Linked DNA regions of Homo sapiens: region 1 is linked to region 2. A link is a contact called in ENCODE Hi-C or POLR2A ChIA-PET data. All regions are on one chromosome and are shown on one strand. Each heading gives the region's core, a stretch centred on a gene start or an enhancer-like site at or near the end of the contact. The rest is flanking DNA. Distances are from core to core; before and after follow the strand shown.

Region 1 (3,890 bases), core at 65-2,564, 160 kb after region 2:
AAACAATGTGGCCTCTGCTCGCTTGTCCAGCTTCCTTTCCTCCCAGACTCCATTCCTGCTCTAACTTCACAAGAATTCCCTCCTTCCCCCAAAATGACAGATTCTTCCAGCCTCAAGGCCTTTGGCATGCTTACCCTCTTGCCAGGAACTCACCCCTTTTCCTAGTTCACTCTTGTGGTTCTTTGAGTTTCTGCTTCGTTGTTCCCCCTCAAGGAGCCTTAGGAGTTTAGCTCGCGGTAGGAACTCCGCGCTCCAAGAACCCCCACACCAGATCAAAACTGGATCATCCCCACCCCATACACACACCCTCTTAGGACTGGTGGCAACTCACTCAAGGCCTGACCGCCAAGGCCCTGCCTCAGGACCCTTATACAACTCAGCAGCACCAACATGGGTCATTAGTGGCTTCATGTAATGACTGTTCGAGACCAGCCTGGACTCTGACACCTCAGGTCCCAGGCCTCGCCTGTCCTTTGCGACCCGGTTCTCCTTGGAGGGACCTCCACACCTGATTTCCTGGACCTCAACCATCTCAGGAGGGGGTCTCAGCCCCTGCTTCCCCGGGCACCGCCCCCTACTCGGAAAGGTCTTATCCGCCGTTTTCCGCGACGCCACCCTCCTCAGAGGATCTTCACCCCCACCTTAGGGGGAAGAGACTCATCCCGCCCTCGAGAGGCCACACCCTTGCCCTCTCCCGGCCCCGCCTTCCCCAAGAGGCCACACCCCCTGAGGGGCCGGGGCCGCCTCCGCCTCCTCCTCCTCCTCCTCCCTCCGCCCCCCCCAGCTCGGCCCCGTCTCCTTCGGAGAGGCCAAGCCCCCGCCCATCTCCTAGAAGGGAGCACACCCCCTCAACCCTCAGCTCCCGGGCCTCCGCCTCCGCCTCCGCGCGGCCGCGTTCCCCTGCACCCTCCCGCGGTTCCACCCGCCCTTTCCACGCGGGCTGAAGTTTATGAAGCGCCGCGGCGGCCACATCAGCTTTGTCTCTCGGGCCCCGCCCTCTTCAGGTTGGCCCTCGTCCCCGCCATCTCCGGGGCTCCCTTCCCACCTCCGATCGGCCTCAACCTGCTGCCCGTCCTTCTCCTCAGGGCACCCCTTTTGTCCCTGTGGCACCGCCCCTGGGAGGCGCTGTTTCTTTCCCCCTTTCCACCAGGCGTGCCTCAAGCCAAGCCTCACCCGCCAACAGCCGGTCCCCCACGCACTCCAGACCCGTCACTGGGAGGAGTATAAGCTCCGAGGTTGCCCGCGGCCAAACGTAGTCCTCGAGAGCGTCCATGTCGATCCTCGAGGTGCTGAGGCAGCCACGGCTAAGAAGGGAGCTGAACTCTCGCGAGAACGAGCCTTCCCAGCGCGCCGCGCTGCCCATCAACAGCGCCCTCAGCTACAGGTAGCAGAGACCAGGGCGCCCGCGGCGGTTGTCCAATGACGACCCTTCGTCCCACGCAATCCAGCTCATCATTGGCGGGGCCCGCGGAGGGGCATCCCGCCCCTCGCCCCCTCACGTGACGCTTGCGGGGCGCTCCCAGCTGCCAGCCCGCTGCACCTATCGCGGACTCTGTTTCGCCGACCCGGAGTTTGTCGGGCCCGGCGGCTCGAACCTTGTGGTTTTTTATTTGACGGGGCAGATGGAGTCAGTACACAATAAATAACATGAATATAGGAACTGCGCCGTATCGCGGCTGGCGGGGTGGGGCAAGACATTGGCCAGACCTTTAGTCTGCAGCAGGACAGAAGGACAGCCGGACCCCTGATCTTGGGCAACTGGCGACCCGCGGCTGGGAACCGGGGCTAACTCTTCCCTCAGAGTTCCACGCGCGCATCGCGGTAGGCCCGGTCCAGAGCCCACTCGGGCTGTGAGTCGGTGCCCCCTTCTCGGGCAAGGCGGGCCATCTCCTGTTGGAACAGCGCTTGCCGCGCTCGGCTGGGGTCCACATTAATCCAGTTGTTGGCAATCCACTTGGTGCCGCGCGTGACCAGGCAGCCCCCGTGCAGCGAGTAGTCGTCTACGTCACCCACCCAACCTAGAAGAGGAGGGTGACGTGAGATCCTAGGCTGGGCTGGCCAGAGCTTGGCCTCATAGGCACCAAGAGCATGACCAAGGTGGGTCCAGCTATGCATTCCTTGTGTAGCAAACACCCAGACCTAAAGCTTCCTTGGAGGCTCCTCATCTCAGCCCACTAATGTATAGTCAACACTACTGGCCCTCTGAAACCAGCTTTCTTGCTGTTGGGCCTGTCCATATCCCTTCCCATCCTGGGTTAGCAAGGGACATGTGTCCCAAGCCCCAGGGAGTAGGAAGGCTGGGGCATCAGGGAATGATAGGGATGGATATAACCCAATAAGCAGTACAGGTCCTGGGGCAGTCTGCTAAAGTCACTAAGGATGGCCTTTGGGAGGCACCAGGAGCAGAAAACTATTTGGAAAGCAGCCAGAAACAGCCCTCCATTGTGGCAGACGGGGGCTGGGTAAAGGGAAGCTGTACTCAGGGCACCCCCCCCAGGCCTGGCCATAGGCCCTCACCTTGCCCATCAGGCAGGTAGTTGTACCAGAAGACTGCTGTGCCCTGTTGGGGCTTGACACGCAGGTTTCCCTTGTCACAGTGCCTCCGTGTGTCACGGAGGTCCACGTCATCCTGAATCAGACTCTGTGGGCAGCAGGGTGGTGGGGTGTTCAACCTGTCCCCACTCTATGGCCAGGCCAGCCAAGGGTGACCAAAGGGAAACCAACCAGATATGCCCAAGGAATAATTTGGGCCCACATCCTTAGACCTGGAGAGGTGTGTACTTCACTTGTCTAAGCCCCTGCCAGCCCACAAGAGTAATAGCCCAGTTGACCCTTACCATTTCATCGTAGGTTCTGTTATCTGCTACAGGGAAAACAGTCTCGCCCCCACCAGTGACGTTGTTCAAATAAAACAGCACTGTCATGTAGCTGTAAGGCAGGGGGGGCACTGAGCAGGTCCCCAGTTGTGGATGCTCCCAGGGGCTTACCTGTGGGCAGGATAAGCTGCCCAGGTTCCTGTTGCCAGGGACCAGGACAGACTAGGATGGGAGACAATAGGGCAGGCCAGTGCCAAAATGTCCCTAGCCCCTCCTTCCCCGAAACCCAGTCTCTTACTGTGAGTTGCAATGGTTTTTTGGCCAAGATCACAGGTGCACTTAGTTAAATGCCATGGCCCTGAGCAAGGGCCTGGCAGGGAAAGGTAGGCTAGCAGAAGCAACAGGGCGCGCTGAAGGGCTCCTTGGGGATGGGAAGGGGCTGGGCCAGAACAGCCACCTGAAGAGGAAAGAACTGGCTTGACAGGGGAGGGAGGCACAGCTTCAGCTTCTCTAAGTGGAATCAAGATCAACACCTGGAGGAATGGGCAGGACAAGCTAGGGGCCCAGCCTTGCCCCTTGCTTCAGAACTCAGGGGGCAAGTTTTGGTGTCTGTGGGTACATCAGTCTGTGTTGACTCCAGTGGTCACGATGACCAGTAGCCACCCCTTTCCAGCCATTGGGTAAACAACTTGTGGGGAGAGGTGAGGGCATCACTAACCGGGATAACCCAGTGATCTCCTGGCCCCATGCCAAGGGGCACGCCCACAGTGCAGGGCTGTGCCTGTGTCATGGGTGTTCCTGGTCTGAGGATTGAAGGCAGCCCCCAGTTGGGAGATACTTGCCGGCAGGAGGTCTCGAAGGGTACAGACTCGTTGGCTACCAGCTTGGTATGGGAGCAGATGGTCTCTGGGTACACAGGCCCACTGTCCACGTGGGCATGGTAGTGGCCCCCCTCACCATATCGAACAACCTGCAGCGGCTCGCTGAGCTCCACGATCTCAGGCGACAGGCGAGTGAGGCGCAGCACCCTGGTGGGCAGCAGGCATTTGGCTGGGCAGCCCCAGGCAAGGTGGT
Region 2 (4,209 bases), core at 572-3,071:
ATCCTTATCCCTAATCTCTATCATTTCCCCAGTTCTCATGTCTGGAAGGGACACAGCACAGCCGGAGGATGGACCTACCCTTCCTGGTTTTCCATTTGCCCTAACTTCTGAGCTGAACATCACCAGAGAGGGGTCTGGATATAACTGTACTGTTGCTATCCCTGGAGGATGGGCTCTGGCTCTCCATGGAAGGGGTTTCTGTTTGCACAGCCATGGCCCACCTGCACACAGGAGGCCAACACTGCCGGCTTTGGAGAAGCTGCAGAAGGTAACTGGTTGAATCGGTCCTGAATAAGTGAACAGTCAATCTTCAACCATGGACGGCCAGAGACTGGACTCACCCACAGCTGGGGACTGGGGGCACCAAGGTGGGGCTTCCTGACTGCACCCCATGAGATCCTGGCCCCTGGGACCCTACTCTTGCTTTCTCTCCACCAGGAAAAAAAGGCTAGAAGCACTGACCCCAGAGGAACAGGAGATTTTGCAGTTCCTGCTAGATACCTTGGCTATACTTAAAAGCAGCGAGGACCTCACCATTAGTGCTGAGGCCCTGGGAAGCTAAGAGGCACCAGATGAGGCCTATGGCACTGCTGGGTGGACTAGGCACTTGTCTTTAGGAGTGCCTGGACCCCTCTGTATAAGCAGGGAAAATACAGAGCAACCAGAGGATCCTGGTTGGAAAAAGGGCAGGAAAAAGGGCTAGTACCCAGTCCCTAAATGAAGCATCCCGCCACCCTCCTGTGATTGCCAATAGGCTTCCACCTGACCCCAACTACCAAATAAGGCACCACTGCAAGGGTCAGAGTCCAAGAGTTGTGGCAATATTTCTGCCTCCTGGCTCAGGCTCTGACCCTAGTGCAAATGCCCCCACTACCTCATCCATGAAACCAGGGCTCCCAGGATGGTTCCCAACCTGGACTTGCAAACCTCTGACTAATGGGACCTTTGGTCAGAGCTGTGGAGACCACTCTGACCTCTCACTGAAGTCACAGACCCCTAGGGTTGATTTTGACCTGTGTCCTATAACCACCACCCCGTACTAGCCCAAGAGCATGGATAAAAAGACTGAGGTCCCAGACTCCTAGGCAAAAGGAAAGGGGTTCTGGGCAGTGTTAAGACTGGAAGCAGGACTTCCTTCCATTGAGGGGCTGAGGCTGGGCCAGTGACTATACCTGCCCCCACCTGCCTGAGCAAGTATACTCAGGCCCACAGTGGTATACTGGAGCCCCCAGACTCCATGTGCGCTTGGGCTTGCGTGCACCACTTGTGATCACGTGCACACCAGCCTTTCATGCCATGTGCCACAGGCCCTATTCTCAGGAAGAGAGGAAGGCCTGCTGTCCTCGGAGAAGATACCCTTACTGCAAAACAAAGGAGATCACCTGAGACTCCCTGTCAGGAGGCACTCCTCTTTCACCCTCTGGTCAGGTGTCTGGGACTGAAGTGGGCATTGTCAGTGGCTAAAGATAGATCAGAGGGTGGAAGATGGCCTGAACCTTGTCAGGAGCCCCTCCCAGATGTCAATGCACCACTAGCTCCCCTCAGAAAAGGTGTCAGATGACCCCTAATCCAGTCTTGGCCGGGCTCTAGTGAGTCCTTGCCTGGGGCCGCGTCAGAGGGCACCTCTGTTCTTCAGACTTCTGCACAGGGCCGAACGGGTTTGGAGCAGTCACCGCGGCCACCACCTCCAGGCAGTCCTCCTTGGTACCCAATCTGCTCCGCCCCCAGACTTTGTGGGGAAATGGGGTCTCAGGGGTCAAGGGTCGGTAGGGCGGGCTGGGTCCCGGAAGCGGAAGCGCAGTGCACTTCCGGCGCGCAGCGGGCGGCCATGTTGGAGCAGCGGAGGCGGCGCAGAGGCGCGTCTTGGGTCCCCGCGGCGGCGCCGGTAGGTTGGAGCCGCGGGCCTAGCCGCGCCGCGGAGGGGCGGCCCGCGAGGCGGCAGGGCGGACGGGCAAGCGGCCAACTCTTCCCGGACCCGCGTCCTCCGCCGGCCTGGCCGAGACCCCCCACCCCACCCCCACCCCGCGCCCAGCGACCCCACCCTGGGGCTGTGCGGTCCCGGTAGGGCTAGCACCGTTCACCCTGTACATTTCGCTGCCTCAGTGACCCCCGCCTCACGGCTTGGGCCCTAAGGACGTGCATTCCCAGCCTGAGGGCCCCGATCTGCCCCCTCCCCCGGTCTGCCTGTGTGGCGCCTCTCTCACGCCCTATCTTCCGTCAACTTCTCCTGCCTTCCCCGGGGGCACGTGTGAAGGGAAGTCGGAGGCCGGGCAGGAGCCTCTGTTTCCGAAGCTTCTCGAAAGCCCAGAAAACCCCTCCCAAGAGCCCAGCCTAACCTGGGTGGAAGAGCCCCCAGGTCACCCCAAATATTTGCGCTGGGGCGCGTGTGAGGGTGGGAAATAGGTCCCTCTCTCTTCTACAGTTCACAGCTCTGGGAACTACATCCCTTCAAAAAACATTAATAAAGAACTAAAGTCATGTGCAAGGATTGTGCTTGGAGAACGGTCTCTGGGGAGGGGAAGTGCCCAAGACACCTGAGGATCCAAGAATGTTTCCAAACAAAGAGCCCTAGGGCATTTCCTCCAGGGTATTCTGAAGACTTCATCTGCTGCATTAGAGCGGTGGGAAGAAACTACACAGACGGGCCTCATGGCCCGAGGGACCTGCCTGATCCTGGCTGATCTTTTAATGCTCTGGTGCAGCTGGGGAGCTGCCTCTTGCTTCTGGGAACCCTCAGTGTTGGGTTGGGTATTAGATGTTAGTTATGATTGATGTCCACAGCTTCTTTAAAGAAGTCTGGGAGTAGTTAGGTGTTCTCAGTCACCTCCATCTGGGCTGTACTGAGGTCTGTGGCCCTCCAAGTCTTAGGTAGGACAGTGCATACCGCTAATGTCCCCTTGACTCACCATCCTACTTGCAGCCTTTGGCTCCCATTGTCCTTAAACTTTGGGATCTTGGTCTGGCTTCCTGGTCCCTGGTCTGCCTGGTTGCCTAGAGAGATGTCATTGGCACCTGCTACTCATCAGCTTTTTAGTTTCTGTTGAAGAAAAGTCCGACTCTTGATTAGGTCTCCATGCCTCTGGAGCTAGAAAATGGGTTGCTGAGTACCCTGTCTAGAGACTGAAAACAGAACTTCTGGTGGGCAGGGAGATTCCCCCACCCCACTCCAGCTCCACACATGAACAGCAGCAGCTGGAGAAACAGATGGGCATGGACAGTGGGTGTAAGTCTGGGCCCTTTGGCTAACATTCAGGGTTCTTTGTTGCTCTATCCTCGCCTGTTTTTTCACCTAGATCCCAGATCCCACACCAAGTATGCCTTAACCCTTTCTCACTTTGGAGCCATTGCATTAGCTATTCCCCTTTTTGTTCCATTTCCATCTAATCATTTTTCATTCATCACTCATATCCTAGCTAGGTGTTGTCTCTCCCAGGAATCCTTTCCTGACCCATTGGCAAACTGAGCTGAATGCCAGCATTCACTCCCAAGAATCTTAACAGTGTCTTTTTCTGGCCTTCTAACCTAGGTTCCTTGAGGACAGGGATATTGCCTGTATTCCCAGAGCTGAGTAATTCTAGGTTTCTGGCTTCAGAAAATACAGAGTTGAATTAAAATGTACCAGGCTCAAATCTTTTCAGGGACCCGGCAGCAGGTTGGATGGCTCTGAGGTATTTCTGAGCATGTATCTTGAAGAAACTCCCTGATCCTTAGCCTCTCCTCCCACCCCAGCATGGTAGAGGGTCAGGAGACCAGGGTTTTACACCAGGAAGTGTCTCACTCTGGCCAGATTCCTCAGTGTCATGGAGATTGGGGCACTGATTGACTTGTCTATGTGTTCTGGCCCCTTGTCTTAGTGCCATTCTTATTGACTCTTTTCCTCTTGTCTTGGAGGTGCCAAGCGCTGGTTTGCGGATACCCAGGCAGATCTGCAGTGCCTAATGCCATGAGTGTGGTGGTTCAGCATGTGGAGGAAAAAGCTGTGCACTCCTGGTCGCGCATCTCCACGGCAGGGAAGAAGGCCCTGGAAGAGGCACTGCTTGTCTTTAACCCAATGAGCCAGGATCTCAGTGCCACAGAGGCCCAGCTTGTGGCCTTCCTGCAGGGCCTGCGAGATGATGGCTTCCAACCTACCATCCTGCGCAGTGGTGATGTCTATGGCTATAGTTCATGCACAGCTAATCCCCCAAGCCAGACGAAACTGCAAGCTCG

What was found. Hi-C counts contacts between places; a loop is a spot of excess contacts on that map. ChIA-PET counts read pairs that join two places held with the same protein, here RNA polymerase II (POLR2A). Pooled maps may share reads with other maps.
Region 1: a pooled map shows a loop between it and region 2 (7-fold over the local background). The contact joins the promoter of WDR6 here to the promoter of CCDC71 in region 2. A Hi-C loop is called at or near these places in 2 of 168 maps with a recorded cell type or tissue (CD14-positive monocyte and naive thymus-derived CD4-positive, alpha-beta T cell), 3 of 37 single-sample maps with no recorded cell type and 8 of 50 pooled maps. POLR2A ChIA-PET finds 5 or more read pairs at or near these places in 7 of 52 experiments (CD4-positive, alpha-beta T cell, H1, HEK293T and 4 more).

The regions. Positions count from the first base shown.
Region 1 is chr3:49,004,815-49,008,704 of GRCh38, reverse strand. It overlaps WDR6 (WD repeat domain 6), which reads right to left and starts at 1,314. Exons shown (of 6, transcript NM_018031.6): 1 at 1,174-1,314. The coding sequence starts at 1,273. It overlaps P4HTM (prolyl 4-hydroxylase, transmembrane), which reads right to left. Exons shown (of 9, transcript NM_177939.3): 6 at 3,659-3,844; 7 at 2,838-2,928; 8 at 2,518-2,641; 9 at 1,552-2,018. The coding sequence ends at 1,798. RefSeq lists silencers at 640-819, 1,360-1,409 and an enhancer at 1,548-2,536.
Region 2 is chr3:49,163,943-49,168,151 of GRCh38, reverse strand. It overlaps CCDC71 (coiled-coil domain containing 71), which reads left to right and starts at 1,821. Exons shown (of 2, transcript NM_022903.4): 1 at 1,821-1,885; 2 at 3,892-4,209. The coding sequence starts at 3,944. RefSeq lists enhancers at 1,540-1,659, 1,680-1,749 and silencers at 1,900-1,979, 2,000-2,059.